Linked DNA regions of Homo sapiens: region 1 is linked to region 2. Evidence: chromatin contacts called from ENCODE Hi-C or POLR2A ChIA-PET data. All regions are on one chromosome and are shown on one strand. The core of a region is the stretch at or near the end of the contact, and the rest is flanking DNA. Distances in the headings are between cores, read along the strand shown. Region 1 has its middle 18 kb from the start of GPR55. Region 2 overlaps GPR55 (G protein-coupled receptor 55).

What was found. A loop is a pair of places that touch in the nucleus more often than their neighbours do. ChIA-PET counts read pairs that join two places held with the same protein, here RNA polymerase II (POLR2A). Pooled maps may share reads with other maps.
Region 1: a loop to region 2 is called in a pooled map, with 4 times the contacts of the local background. The contact joins two enhancer-like sites. A Hi-C loop is called at or near these places in 2 of 168 maps with a recorded cell type or tissue (HepG2 and endothelial cell of hepatic sinusoid), 17 of 37 single-sample maps with no recorded cell type and 14 of 50 pooled maps. POLR2A ChIA-PET finds 5 or more read pairs at or near these places in 8 of 52 experiments (GM12878, H1, HEK293 and 5 more).

The regions. Positions count from the first base shown.
Region 1 is chr2:230,939,823-230,946,907 of GRCh38, forward strand. It overlaps a transcript of GPR55 not described here. Among named protein-coding and RNA genes, the nearest start is that of GPR55, 18 kb to the left of the region's middle. RefSeq lists enhancers at 1-177, 178-717, 2,567-2,616, 3,547-3,756, 4,067-4,286 and 1 more. Within about 2 kb of position 3,514, at least 2 of the 41 ENCODE cell types and tissues checked have a DNase peak (open chromatin) inside an H3K27ac peak, as active enhancers do.
Region 2 is chr2:230,905,683-230,911,931 of GRCh38, forward strand. It overlaps GPR55 (G protein-coupled receptor 55), which reads right to left. Exons shown (of 2, transcript NM_005683.4): 2 at 1,646-5,414. The coding sequence starts at 5,280. The coding sequence ends at 4,321. Among named protein-coding and RNA genes, the nearest start is that of GPR55, 16 kb to the right of the region's middle. RefSeq lists enhancers at 2,770-3,969, 3,025-3,134, 3,145-3,264. Within about 2 kb of position 3,074, at least 3 of the 41 ENCODE cell types and tissues checked have a DNase peak (open chromatin) inside an H3K27ac peak, as active enhancers do.

The DNA.
Region 1 (7,085 bases), core at 2,264-4,763, 35 kb after region 2:
TTTCGGGAGGAAGCCAGTGCCACCATCCCTCCCCACCCAGGGGCAAGCAGGCTGCAGCGGGGAGAGACAGTCACAGGCTGAAGAGACATCATACCCCTGGGAGACAGGGGTGTGTTGGCGGGGGCGGGGACAGCTAATCCTCCCACCCCAGGCATCTCCTTGGCCTGCCACTGCCACCCCCAGTAGGCCCAAAGTGTCCTGCCAGGCACCAGAAAGAGCCAGTCCTCCCATCCCTGAGCTACGTGGCCCCCCTGGAGTCCTGCGATGCTGGGACCTGAAGGGTGGATGCAAATGGCTTGGGGCAGCTACAGCCTCCCAGGGGCAGGCGGGAGGCCCTTCAGCCTGCACCTGGACCAGAGCCCAGCAGCCAGATGGAGAAAGCGAGGAAGGGGGCTAACCGCTCATGGGGTCTCAGTGGGGGCGGCGCTTACACAGCCACCTCCCTCCTGGCACCCACCCTTGGCATTAAAATTCAGAGCTCAAGGCTGGGGTTTCCTGACAGGCTGCGTTCTCTTCATAATCATCTGCAGATTCAAGGCCATCAGTGGGAGGGGTCCAGGCTCCCCAGGCCCAAAACTGCTGTGAATTCTGAAGCAGCCCCCTGAAGATAGTGGAAGGTGTCTCCAGAGCATGAACTCGTCCTGCAGGAAGGCGCTTATCAAGACTGAGAAGTCTGCAGGGGCCGAAGACAGCGTCATTCTGGACCCTGACACACACCAGGCTGTGCTTAGGGAGGAGCCAGTCCACACTGTGCCTCCTTAGAGTGGGCAGCACCCTGTGCCCTGTTTGTGAGCTCTCAGGGGTCACTGGGCCAGGATTCACAGCACCTGCCTCCCTGGGGGCCCATGCTGCTGCTGGGTGGCCGCCTCGCCCCAGCTGGGCAGGTCGAAGAGTATGAAAGTGCTGCCTGCGTTTCTGGCCAGTCCAGGCTTTCCTTGCCTGCCCTGGGTGGGAAACGGGAGTATCCCTGGCTGCACCGGGGCCTGCAGGGAGGAATTAAGAAGGGGTTGGAGACCAGGCATGGTGGCTCATGCCTGTAATCCCAACAATTTGGGAGGCCAAGGCGGGTGGATTGCCTGAGCTCAGGAGTTCTAGACCAGCCTGGGCAATACGGTGAAACCCCATCTCTATTAAAATACAAAAAATTAGCCGGACGTGGCGGTGTGCACTTGTAGTCCCAGCTACTCAGGAGTCTGAGGCAGGAGAATTGCTTGAACCCAGGAGGCGGAGGTTGCAGTGAGCCAAGATGGCACCACTGCACTCCAGCCCGGGCGACAGAGCAAGACTCCATCTCCAGAAAAAAAAAAGAAAAGAAGGGGTTGGAGGGCCTGATGCCTGGGTGCCTCCAGGCTCAGAGAGAACCCTCTAGATGCTCTGTCCAGCACCCCACAGGAGCCCACGGCCACTCCCAGGGAGGCTGCAGGAGTGCGGTCCTGACCTGGCTGGCTGCTGGTGGCCAGCGCAGCTGCCCTCTGAGTGCCCAGAGTCCACAGTGAGCAGGGCCCTTTGCTGGAAGAAAGACAAGCACCAGAAGTCCCCCAGACTGAGCATAGCATTTGAACCTGAACCCAGGGTGGTATCCTGGGGGGCCTGCCCCCGCTCCCAGACCCAGGACGCTCAACCTGGGCTCTCCCATGGCCACATGTGTTTCTGCCTCCTCTGCCATGGTGAGCTGTGTGCCCACCACTTCCCACACTCGGTCTCCTGGCCTTCCCTCCCTGGGACCACCACCTACCACCTCGTGACTTTCCTATTTGCGATGCCGTCACCAAGCAGAGCTGGACTGTGGCTGGAGGAAGCTCAGGGACAAATGAGGTCCCAGTCTCATCTCTGGCTCTGGGTCACATCCGCAGTGACTCCCTGTCCTTCAGGTCTCAGGTTGAACGTCACTCCCCCAGGGAGGCCTTCCCTGATCTCCAGCTCAACTCGGGGTCCCCTTTATCAGCTCATGTCATGCCTTCATCTTCCTCCAAAAGTTGTGCTTTTTAAATATCTTAAACATTAAAATATTTCAAGTATTTGTTTGATATCTATTTGCATCTTACATTGTAAGATCTAAGGGATCCTGTCTGCTCTCTTTAAGAAATATTTGATGAGTTATTGACTGATCATTGAGAGATGGCCCTTTGTTCTCCAGCCCAGGGGTCCTGGACATTCTGGGATCCAGAGTGCAGGGGAGCCTGATGCCCGGGGTAGTGGCCCCCTCTGAGCTACCCTCCCTGTGATGGGGGCTATACTGGGCCTTTTCTTTTCTGAGCAATTTCAGAAAACATTTTGAGATTAAAGTGAATGTGACACAGACCAGAAGGGGCAGGAAGGACACTGTCAGAACCAACAGAACAGCAAGAATACGTTCAGAGGGGCCACCCCCACACTCACACTCCAGGGCTGGGCAGACCCCTGAGAATGCCAGAAGATCACAGAAAGGGGGCCCAGGACAGAGGCAAGGGCCTGCCTCCTTCTTCTGCCTCCTTCTCCTGCCTCAGCCGGGCCTCCTGGCCCTGCCTCCCTCAGGGAGTGTCCCCAGCAGAGCAGCTGAGAGAGAGAATTACTTAGTCCTCAGGGGCAGGAGTCCCAGACCAACCCCACAAGGGACCCAGCCACTGCCCTCCAGCCTCCATTCCCCACTCAGGCCCCCAGGACGTTTTGCAGGAAGGGCCAATGGAGGGCAGGTGGAAGAGGCAGGTGTGGGGGGAGAGCGGCAGGGGGCAGTAGAGCATCTGCCCTGGTGGCTGGAGGCCAGAGAAAGGCCAAAAGGGAGGTCAATGGCACAGGAGGAGTGAAGAGCAGAGAGGGAGGCCAAGCCAAAAGAGCAGAGGGAGGGTGGGCCATGGGGGAAGGGACTTCAGGGGGCTGCAGGGTGGCAGGGTCCAAAGGCCAGGGGCAGCCAGTGGGAGATGGGAGCTTGGCTGTTTGAGAAGGGCCCGATGGGGAGGGTGGGCACCAGACCCAGAAGAAGGAACCCCCCACTCTCCACCCCCACCCCCATCCACAAGAATGGGGTAAGGGGGAAGAGACACGGAAGGGGCAGGAGAAGGGGCAGGCTAGGGAGAGCTGGGTGAAAGCAGACCAATTTTTCCTTCATCATTGCCAATGAACAGAGTGAGAGCACGACCCTGGGGCTCTGAAGTCAGAGTTCCATCCTGCTTCTGTTCCCCTAGGATTTGTCCTTGTGACCTGAAGAGAAGAGAAGAGAAGAGAAGAGGAGAGAAGAGACGAGAAGAGGAGAGAGGAGGGAGAGAGAAAAGAGAGAGAGAGGAGAGAAAGAGAGAGAGAGGAGAGAAAGAGAGAGAGAGGAGAGAGAGAGCGCTCTCTGTAGCACAACTGTGCCCATTGTAGAGAGGTGGAAACTGAGGCCCCAGCAGAGGCCATCCCGGGCAGTGCTTGGACTAGAGCCAGGTCAAGGCCCATCTACATCCGGAGCCATCCCCTGTTAGCAGGACAGCATCCTGGCTGGCTCCCCGCCCCCAGACTGCCCGAGAGCTTGGCTGGCTATTGCCTTCCAGAGCAGCCCCTCCTTCCTGTGCACCTCCTCTCCTCTCCCACTAGCCAGCCCCTCCGTGGAGGGCCAAGAAGCCCAGCCAGCCCTGGGCATGGGTGCTAAGAGATGTCTGGGCTCAGGAATTTCCTGGCAGGAGCAGCAGTGCCCATGTTTGTCTCCGGGCATCCCCAGCTGGGGGGCCAAGCAAGAGAGGCAACAATGCCAGAGTAGGTCACGGAGCAAGAGCCTGGAGAGCTAAGAGCTATCCCCGTCCAGGGTCTGATGGAGTTTGGGTGTTGTCCCCTCTAAATCTCATGTTGAACTGTCATCCCCAGTGCTGGAGGCGGGGCCTGGTGGAGGGGGTTGGATCATGGGGGTGGATTTCCCATGAATGATCTTGCGCCCTCCCCTTGGTGCTGTCCTCTCAGCAGCGAGTTCCTTCTTGCGAGATCTGGCTGTTTGAAAGTGTGCGGCACCTCCCCACCCCTCCTCTGCTCCCACTCTGGCCATGTGAGATGCCGCTTCCTCTTCGCCTTCTGCCAAAATTGCAAGCAAGGTCTCATCAGAAGCAGGGCAGATGCCGGCACCACACTTCATATAAAGTCTACAGAACAGTGAGCCAATTAAACCTCTTTTCTTTATAAATTATCCAGCCTCAGGTATTTCTTTATAGCAACATAAGAATGGCCTAACACAGGGTCTGTCTTAGGAAGGGGCCCTCGGGCTGTCCCTCTTCTCCCTGGCCCTAGCCCAGGAGGAGGACCAGCAAGAGTAGTGAAGTGAGAAGCCTCTCCATGAAGATGCCTTCTGCCATTCATTACACACACAACAGCATCTTGGTCCCAGATGCCGGGTCCCAGAGAGGACCTCAAGGAGACTTCCCAGGAAATTACCCACCACTGGACATTGGACAGGGCAAAGCTGTGGTGTGGAAAGGGGCAAATCCACATCCCTCCAACGTGTGCCCACATGACTGTCCCGGGGGCTTCCATGAGCTTGATGACCCAGAAGCTATGGTCCTGCACACGTGAGTCTGTGACCTGACAGCTGTGCCTGCTTCACCAGTGTAGAGACTTGGATCCCCAGGCAAACCCCAGAAGTGTGGAAGGGAAGGGGAGAAAGCCTGTGGAGGGAGGTGGAGGAGCCGTGGTTTCCAGTAACCATCGCTGGTTAGTTCAGAGGGAAATGTCCACAACAGAGATGACTGTGACACCCGGCACAAGATTTAATTCTCAGAGTGAAAACGAGAATGCCGTGTCTCTGGGAGCCCCCGGAGAATGACTCAACAGTGACGTCCTACAGCATGATTTGCTTTAACTGAAGGTGAAGAGAATCTTTCAGGAGTGGAGAGAATATAACTGAATGCTTTGTCACAAATTTACTTTGATCTCATGTACCCCGTAAATACAGACACCTACTATGTACCAGAAAAATTAAAAATAAAAATAACAAATTCACATTCCGCTTGTTCATCCTGATTCTTCAGGCCTGGCCACGGTATCAAAGACAAGGAAGGCCCATTGCCTGCCCTCATGCTGGTTGTTCAGCCCTCCAAGAATCATTCTTGATGCCCTGCAAATACCAGGCGCTGCGCTAGGCCCTGCAGATGCGACAACGAACGTAGATGCTGTCCCAGCCACCCACACTCGCTGCCGGGGGAAGAACCAGGTAAGGTTCCCGCACATCGCCCTCCATGAAGCAGGAGCAGGAGCCTCACTGCGGGGCTGGGAGCTGCCTTCCTTCCTCCCACCAGCCTCTAGGGGAAGGATTTGTGTCTGCTGGCCCTCCTCGGTAGTAACAAATTCTGGTGGTGGACAAAGCAGATAGAAGACTACAGAAGACAGACAGGCTAAGGTGATCTGCGCAAAAAGATGGCGGCGGGGGAGAGGAAAGGCAATTCCCAGAATGAAGCGGGGACGTGGGTGGCGAGTGTGTGGTTGGGATTTGAGGTGGAAAGAGGCTGAGAGAGGACTGAGTTCCGGGAGGCAGCTGCCTCCTGCATGGAGGCCTTTCCAAGGGCAAGCGCTGGATAGAGGATTCCAATTATTTGCTGTGCATTGAGAATGCACTCCCAATGACCCAGTTTTTCCAACAAATCAATGACATGAAAAGGAAAGGGGAAAAAAAAAGGGGTGACTTGGAAAGAATGCAACCCGCGCCCTTATTTGAGCCCTGATTTGAACAAACCAGCCATAAAAAGACAGTTTTGACACAATGGAGGAATCTGAATATGGATTTCGTGGTGGACGATATTACAGATTCACTTTTTGTTGTTGTTGTTGTTTTTGAGACGGAGTCTCGCTCTGTCGCCCAGGCTGGAGTGCAGTGGCACTATCTCGGCTCACTGCAAGCTCCACCTCCCGGGTTCACGCCATTCTCCTTCCTCAGCCTCCCAAGTAGCTGGGACTACAGGCAGGTACCACCACACCTGGTTCACTTTTTGTATTTTTTGTAGAGACGGGGTTTCACCGTGTTAGCCAGGATGGTCTCGATCTACTGACCTCGTGATCCGTCCGCCTCGCCTCCCAAAGTGCTGGGATTACAGGGCTGAGCCACCACGCCCGGTCTACAGATTGACTTTTAATTGTGTTAGCTAAGATAATGGCATGGTAGTTGCATTAAAAAGTGTCCTTTTTATTCACAATAACCAAGATAGGGAAACAGCCTAAGTGTCCATCAGTGGATGAATGGATTAAAAACATATACACAATGAAATATTATTTAGCCATTAAAAAAGGGAATCTTGTCATTTGTGACAACATAAATGAACCCAGAGGGCATCATGCTCAGTGAAATAAGCCAGACTCAGAAAGACACATACTGCATGACCTCACTTATATGTGGAATTTAAAGAAGTCAAAACTCACAGAAGCAGGAAATAGGATGGGAGTTGCCAGGGGCTGGAGGGCTAGGGAGGGTGTGGAAGGGGGAGATGTTGGTCAAAGGTGTTTCAGTTAAGAGGAATACGTTCTGGAGATCTATTGTATATAATAGCATGGTGACTGTAGTTAATAGTTCTGTATTGTAAACTTGGAAATTGCTACAAGAGTAAATTTGAAATGTTCTCACCACACACACACAAAAAAGATAACTGTGTGATCGATGGATGTGTTCATTAGCTTGATTTAATCATTTCCCAGTGTATACATATATCAAAATTTCACACTGTTCATCATTCACATATCCAATTTTTGTCACGTGTACCTTAACAAAGCTGAGGACCGGAGAGTGTGGAGAAAAAAGTGTCCTCATCAGAAGAGATGCACCCTGTAGTATTAGGCCAAGATGCCACGAGGTCAGTGTAAGTGGTGGAGGGTAGAGATCAATGAACTAGAGATCAGTGAAATGACGCTGGCAGAAGCTGATGGTTGTGGAAGCAGGGTGTCCCAGTAGCATGGGACAAGTTCCCACTGCAGCCCACACCTGGACCAGGCCATAGCTGGGGCCAAGTTTCCACTCTGGCAGAGCTGGAAGAAAGCAGGCCCAGCCCATCAGACCTTTTAGGGACCTCCAGGGCCTAACTGGGGCAGGGGCCAGGGCAAGGCAGCTGTGGCTGGGGGTGCTCATGTGGTTCTTTAGGACTCCACTGAGGTTCTTTGAGACA
Region 2 (6,249 bases), core at 1,824-4,323:
GTCGTGACTCATGGTTGAGGCACCATGTGGCCTTTTCTGCAACAGCTTTGCAAGGAGGTCATATCTTGCAGGCTCCTGGCCTGGGAGGGAGCGCTCAGGCCTGCAGTGGGGCAGAGGGACGTCTGTTTTGTCCTTCCACTTCAAGCTCCTGGAGTCCCTCTTGACCTGCTATCCACACCCCCTCAAATGGCTGTTCATGGCTCTGTGCCCTCGGCTCACTAGAGAAGCCAGCTCTGGGTGGAAAAAGCCAGTGGGGCCTGTGATGGTAGTTTCAGGGGAGTGCTCACCCAGAAAAGGCACCTTTGGCATGTCTTTGAGTCCTCTGTCCCCCCGCAGTGGTAAGGTTGTCAAGTGGTCCCTGCCAGCCTTTATTTGGCCCTGGAAAGTCGCTGTCCACAGTACAACTGACTCTTGAGGACAGTTGAAGGGTGGTCTGGCGTGGGCATCCCCACACAGCTCCTCCTGCTATGGGGATGTCCCCACCCTTGCCTCTTGACTGTTCTGCACGCCAGCCTCTCCTCACACCCACACAGTGGCTCTGCCCAATTTCTTTCCGCACTGGTCTATTAACTGAATCCTTTTTAACCTCTAGGAATCTCTACAACTGTTATCAGGCCTCAGTCATTTCAAGCACCTTTGCAATCTCCATCCCTTTGTGGTCTTGCTACAAGGGTGTTATCTTACGCTTCCAGAGGTCTTTGGTATCCTGTGGCAATTACATAGTATTAGTATCATGACTTTCAGCTTCCGAGGGTCCCCAGAGAGGTAACTCAAGAGGAATATAGTTGACAAATGCACCTTGTGAACTGACATTCTCCAAGTCAAATCCTCCCTGGGGCCAAGCGGAGGTGGTCACTATCCCTAGGGGACGTGGCCTACATGGGGGGTGGCTCCTAGATTAGTAGGAGATGGTTAGATGGAGCAAAGATGTCCCCCTTGGCCCTCAGCACCCACGCCATGATCAGCTGCGCTCGGGATTGTGGGGAACTCAGGACAGAGAGTGGCCCAGGCCAGAGCCTAGCAGGGCACAGCTTCTGGGAGCTCTCCAAAGGCTAGCAAAATTCACTGTGAAGTGCGGAAAAGAACCTAGGAGAATCCACCCTTGGAAAGTCGGATTCCCACCACAGGAGGTCAGAGAAGGGAGGGAAGGGCCACCGAGGAGGACCTCTAGAGACTGGCCCTGTGTCTTCAGCCCCTCAGTTCTTCAGCCCCTCAGTCGGTCAGCAGGTTTCTCATACTGGGCCCCCCACCCCTGTGTATGCAGAGAAGCCAGGGCCTGTAGAAGCAGCTGCAGTGTCACGGTGGCAGTGCGACAAGGTGGTGGTGGGACAAGGTGGCAAGGGCAGGGTGGGGTCGACTGCAGCCGAGTATGCGGGGTCTGTGTAGCCTGGCTGCTACCACAGAGAACCAAGCACCCGTGTGGATGTGGGGGAGTGGAAACTAGACCCCAAAGGGTCTGGCTCCTGGTCACCTGGACAGGCCCAGCTGTGCTCCTGAGCAGGGAGGGCCACTCCCTGCAGCCCCACACTTGGTGGCCAGGTGGCTGCTGAAGAGACCAAGATTGTTGGGTGACCTGGCAGGGGCCATCTGGGGCCTGCTCTTCTCCGGGTCCAGTAAGCTTAGTCCAAGACAAGGTCACAAGGCATCACATGAATCTATTTATTTGGCGAATCAGATTAATCAAGTCATTTTTTCCAAAGCTAACCGTCCGCCCCTCCTGTGCTGCTGGGCCCCACTGCTGATTATGGGCCAGCTTGGGTTGCAGCTATGTGGGTCCAAACTCTCGGCCCTCCTGCCGAGCAGCCGTAGTGGCCTGCAGCATGGACCTGTGCCCGCTCCCACAGACACGGGTCCCCACGGAGAAGAGGCCCTTCTTTCCACAGTGTTTTGGGATGGGTCAGGGGTCCCCAGGGCACACCCACAGGTCCATAGTTGTCACATCACACTGAGACTGCTGATACCCTCCAAGGACCTTCCTCTTACAGCCATGCAGCTCCTGGGTCCTGGCTCCCCTCCCCGTCCCTCCCTACATGATCAGGTCCTCTCAGCTGTCTAGAGCCCTTTCTGTCACCTGGAGAGAGTCATGCTGCACATAGATAAGATTTTATGTTTGAACATCGCTGGGGATGATAGTTGGTTAGGTCCACCCACCCTTGTCTCTTAGGAAGCCCATCTGGCCTTAAGCACATTGGTAGACCCAAGTGCACATGACGGGCATCACTCAACTCCACCAGGCAGGCTCCCAACTCCTCGTGCAGAGAAAGAAGTGGGAGGAGGGTGGTCACTAAATCCACCACCCGTAGACACTGACCCGAACCAGCCCCAAATGCCCCGTTGCATGTGAAAGTCTGGCTCCCTCAGAGTATCACGGGTGGGTCTCTGTCTAGGGTGGCCATGGGAGAGGGCAGCCTGCAGGCAAGGAGAGGAGTGTCTGGGGTTTGGGGCAGCCAGGCAGCCTTACCTCTGGGTCTGCAGAGCCTGACTCTGTGGCTGTGGTTCTTAGAGGCCCAGCTCAGGGGGCCTGAGCCTCCGATCCCTCTGGTCTGGTCTGGTCTGGTCTGGTCACTCCTCCACATCCACTTCCACCCCTTCATTGACGCTCTCTTCCTCACCCTTCCCTCCATCCACCTAGGAGGAGGTGTACAGGGTGCCACTTGAACACAGCAACAGCGGGAGCTGCTCCTGAGAAGGCGACTCCTGTCCGTCCATGGCTCTTAGGCCAGCTGGGAAAGCTCTCAGGCAGGAAGCAGCTCAGCCAGGTTCCCCACCCACCCTGCACTCCCTGCAGGCTTCAAGCCTAGGGCCACGGCTCAGCTTCCCCTCCTTTTCCTCTTCCTCTTCCTCCTCCTCCTCCCCACAGGTCCAGGTTTATCCAAATGCTTCTCTTCTTCCCCTCAGGTCACCACCCCTCCCAAGCCCTTCAGCCCCCACTGAGCCCAGATCCTACAAGTAGACCTCAGTTGCTTTTCCTCCTGAAGACCTTGCTCACATGAAGTCTCATCAGTTACTCCTCATCCCACTCGCTCTGTCATGCAAAACCACCCCACAATGGATCCTTCTCATCATTTCACTCTCCGGAGCAGCTGAGTCATTGGGAGGCTTCCGCTGTCACTTGCACTCCTCCTCCAGATCCGTTGAGAAGCCATCCAGGCGTGACTCAATTGTTTACAGTTTCCTGGGACCAGCAGGGACCCCCCCTTGCCTTCTTTCTCAAGGCCACACCCTTGTGCCTAGCTGCCTCATCTCCCTCCCAGCTGCCAGGGAGGGACGGCTCCATGGGCAGTGCCACGGGTGCCAGCTGCCCAGCCAGGATGCAGGTGAGTAAGACAGCACCTCCTCCACCCTCCTATGGTGGAACCAAGGCAGGCCTGATTCTTTGCCATTGTTTTCAAGGAAGCTAGCTGTAATGAGCAACTTCCCAGTCTGTTTAAGATAGAAAGCAGGTCGGGGTCTCCCCGCTCCCAGGCCGTCTCTCACTGTCTCTCTTCACCCTGGGCCAGCACCAACACTCCGTGCTGTGGACACCCTGATGGTGATAGGGGAGGGGCTGTGTGCTTCCAGCCCTGGGCCTGTCTTCTTCCTTCCCCAGAAGTGTCCTTTCCTCTCCCCCCTCATGGCTCTTGGATGTCATCAACACCCCACTCAGTCATTTTGCAGTCTTCTCACGGGCACGGAAAGGTGTGGCTGGCTTCCTTCACCTTTCTGAGGCTCACTGGAAACTTGGGGTGATCCATGCTACTTGCCCAGCCCCAACACCACCCCTTCTTGCTGTCATCTCAGTGAGGCTTTTGGCAACACAGTTCCAGAAGGGACTGGAAAATGCAAGTCTGCTCTGTTCTGGGACACCCAAACTAAAAAGGGACTTCACTCATCCCTACCACCCCACCTCTGCCCAAGACACTCTCCCCAATAACTGACTCTCTTGGCTCCCTCCTTTACCTCTTTTCTCTCTCTCTCTTTCTTTCCAGAACCTCCCAGTCGAACAGGAAAATGGGGAGAGTTGGAAACAGCCTTGTTGACATGGTCTCATTCTCTTTCTCAATTCTTCTGCTCTATAGTTTTTGGACTTAGAAATCAGTAATTCACCTGGTCTGTGGGTTCTTCAGAGATCCCTGAACACTGGGTGGTATAAGCTGTCTGGGCAGTGGAAAAAAGGTCTTTGGGGTATAATGAGCAAAGCTGGCACTCAATGGGCATCAAAGGGAAGCACATCAGTGAAGATGGTGCGGATCATCCCACCACATCAAAACCCTGGAACGCGATATCCGTTACCAGAATTCAGGGCCAGGGCTTTCTTCCCCTGAACAGGATGTCCTTCCGTTAGCCCCGGGAGATCGTGGTGTCCTGCAGGACCAGCTGGACCCTGGAAGGCCGGTGGGCCCTGATGTTCATGCGGAATTCTTTGATGACAAAGTAGTAGCAGAAAACATCCAGGCAGCAGTTGACGTTGGAGAAACACATGGACAATTGCAAGAAGAAGCTGATGCTCTGCTTGGCTCTGCACTCTACGATAAAGCTGTTTCTCACCAGGAACTGCAGGAAGAACCCCAGGTGGACTGGGAGGAAGGAGACCACGAAGACAGCCAGGCTGGCTGCGATGCTGTAGATGCAGGCTTTCTGCTGCACCCAGTCCTGGGTGTGGTCTCGGCGGCCCAGCAGGATGTGGATGCTCCTGGAGCAGCAGAAGCCCATGATGCCCATGGGAAGGAGGAAGCCAAACACCTCCAGCGGGAAGAAGACCTTGGCGCTCCAGGTATCATCAGACATGTTGTGGAAGCACATGTATTTTTCCACTTTCCCATGGAAACTGTAGATAGGGATGCTTCCGGTCCACACCAGGACCCAGATGGTGCAGCAGATCCCAAAGATCTTCCTGGGGGACCGGAGGTGGCTCACCAGTAGCGGGTAACGGATGGCCAAGAACCGGTCCATGCTGATGAAGCAGATGGTGAAGACGCTTCCGTACATGCTGACGAAGTAAAGGCACTCCACCAGGGTGCACAGGGACGGGAAGGGGGACTGTACCTGGGACAGGACCATCTTGAATGGGAGGGAGAGCACCAGCAGCAGGTCAAAGACTGCCAGGTTGATCATGTAGATGGAGGTGGCAGCATAATCGGGCCACCTGTTCTTAAGGAAGGTGCTGAAGCCATGGATGGCCAGCAGGTTGAGGAGCAGGCCCAGGACGAAGGTGGGGATGTGGACTGCAAACTGTAGGGTTTTCATCAGCTCGTTGACACCGTCAAACAGGCAGTCCCCACTGGTGTTTTGCTGACTCATGTTTCTTCCTACAACACCAACAGATCAGACGGGGCTCCTTTCACTCTCTTGAAGTGATGGATTCAAATGACTTTGTCAAGAATCACAAACACCTCCCCAGCATCACACAGCAATTCATGCCCATTGAATCACAACTAGAACACAGAAAAGAAAAATTACCTTTAATCCTGCTGCCCAGATGCAACCACTGTTACTTTTTGTGTATATCATTCCAGACTCGCTTTCTCACTCTCTTTCTACCATACACACATTTTTCTTTGACAAATATAGAACCTGCTGTGCATGGACATCTGTCTTTTAAATCAGAACTCCTTTTGTTGAAAGAAGTAACAGCACATACCCAGACCCAAACAGGCTGAAGCAAAGAGACAGTTTCACATAATGGAAAACATGAAAACTAGGGTAGGGCTGACTTCAGGAGCAGCTGGATCAGGGATTCAAATGCTGTTTCCAGGACTCAGCTCCTTTTGTCTCCTTTGTCCTCCTCCCACCCACTTTCCTGATGGTTGGACACAGTCAACCTGCAACCAGGGATGATTGACACCAGAGCGTTGCATTCCCCTGGACACAGTAGCTGGTTAGTTCATTGGTTCAGGGACAGATATTTGACTCTCCAAGAAGCCATGATAATCAACACAACTTTTGCTTGGGTTTCCAGGCAGAGGGTTGGAGTCCCTTGTCAGGGATTCATAGTTGCCAAGATATAAGGTCTGCAGCTGCTGCAGCCTCTTGTACCCCAAAGAGAAAACCAGACAGAAAATGGAGAGATATGGGAGAAATGGCATTCCCAGAAGGAATGGAGCGGGGCCCTGAGGTCTCCACAGGGCAAGGAAAGGCCTTTTGTCGGGCAGAAAATTAGAAGTGGCCTCAGGGACGGGAGGACCAAGGCTGCAGGTGTGGTTGCACAGGGGTGTGGTCCGAGCCTGGTCAATTTGGGGTGAGGGGGTGAGTGCCATTGTGGGGTTCTGC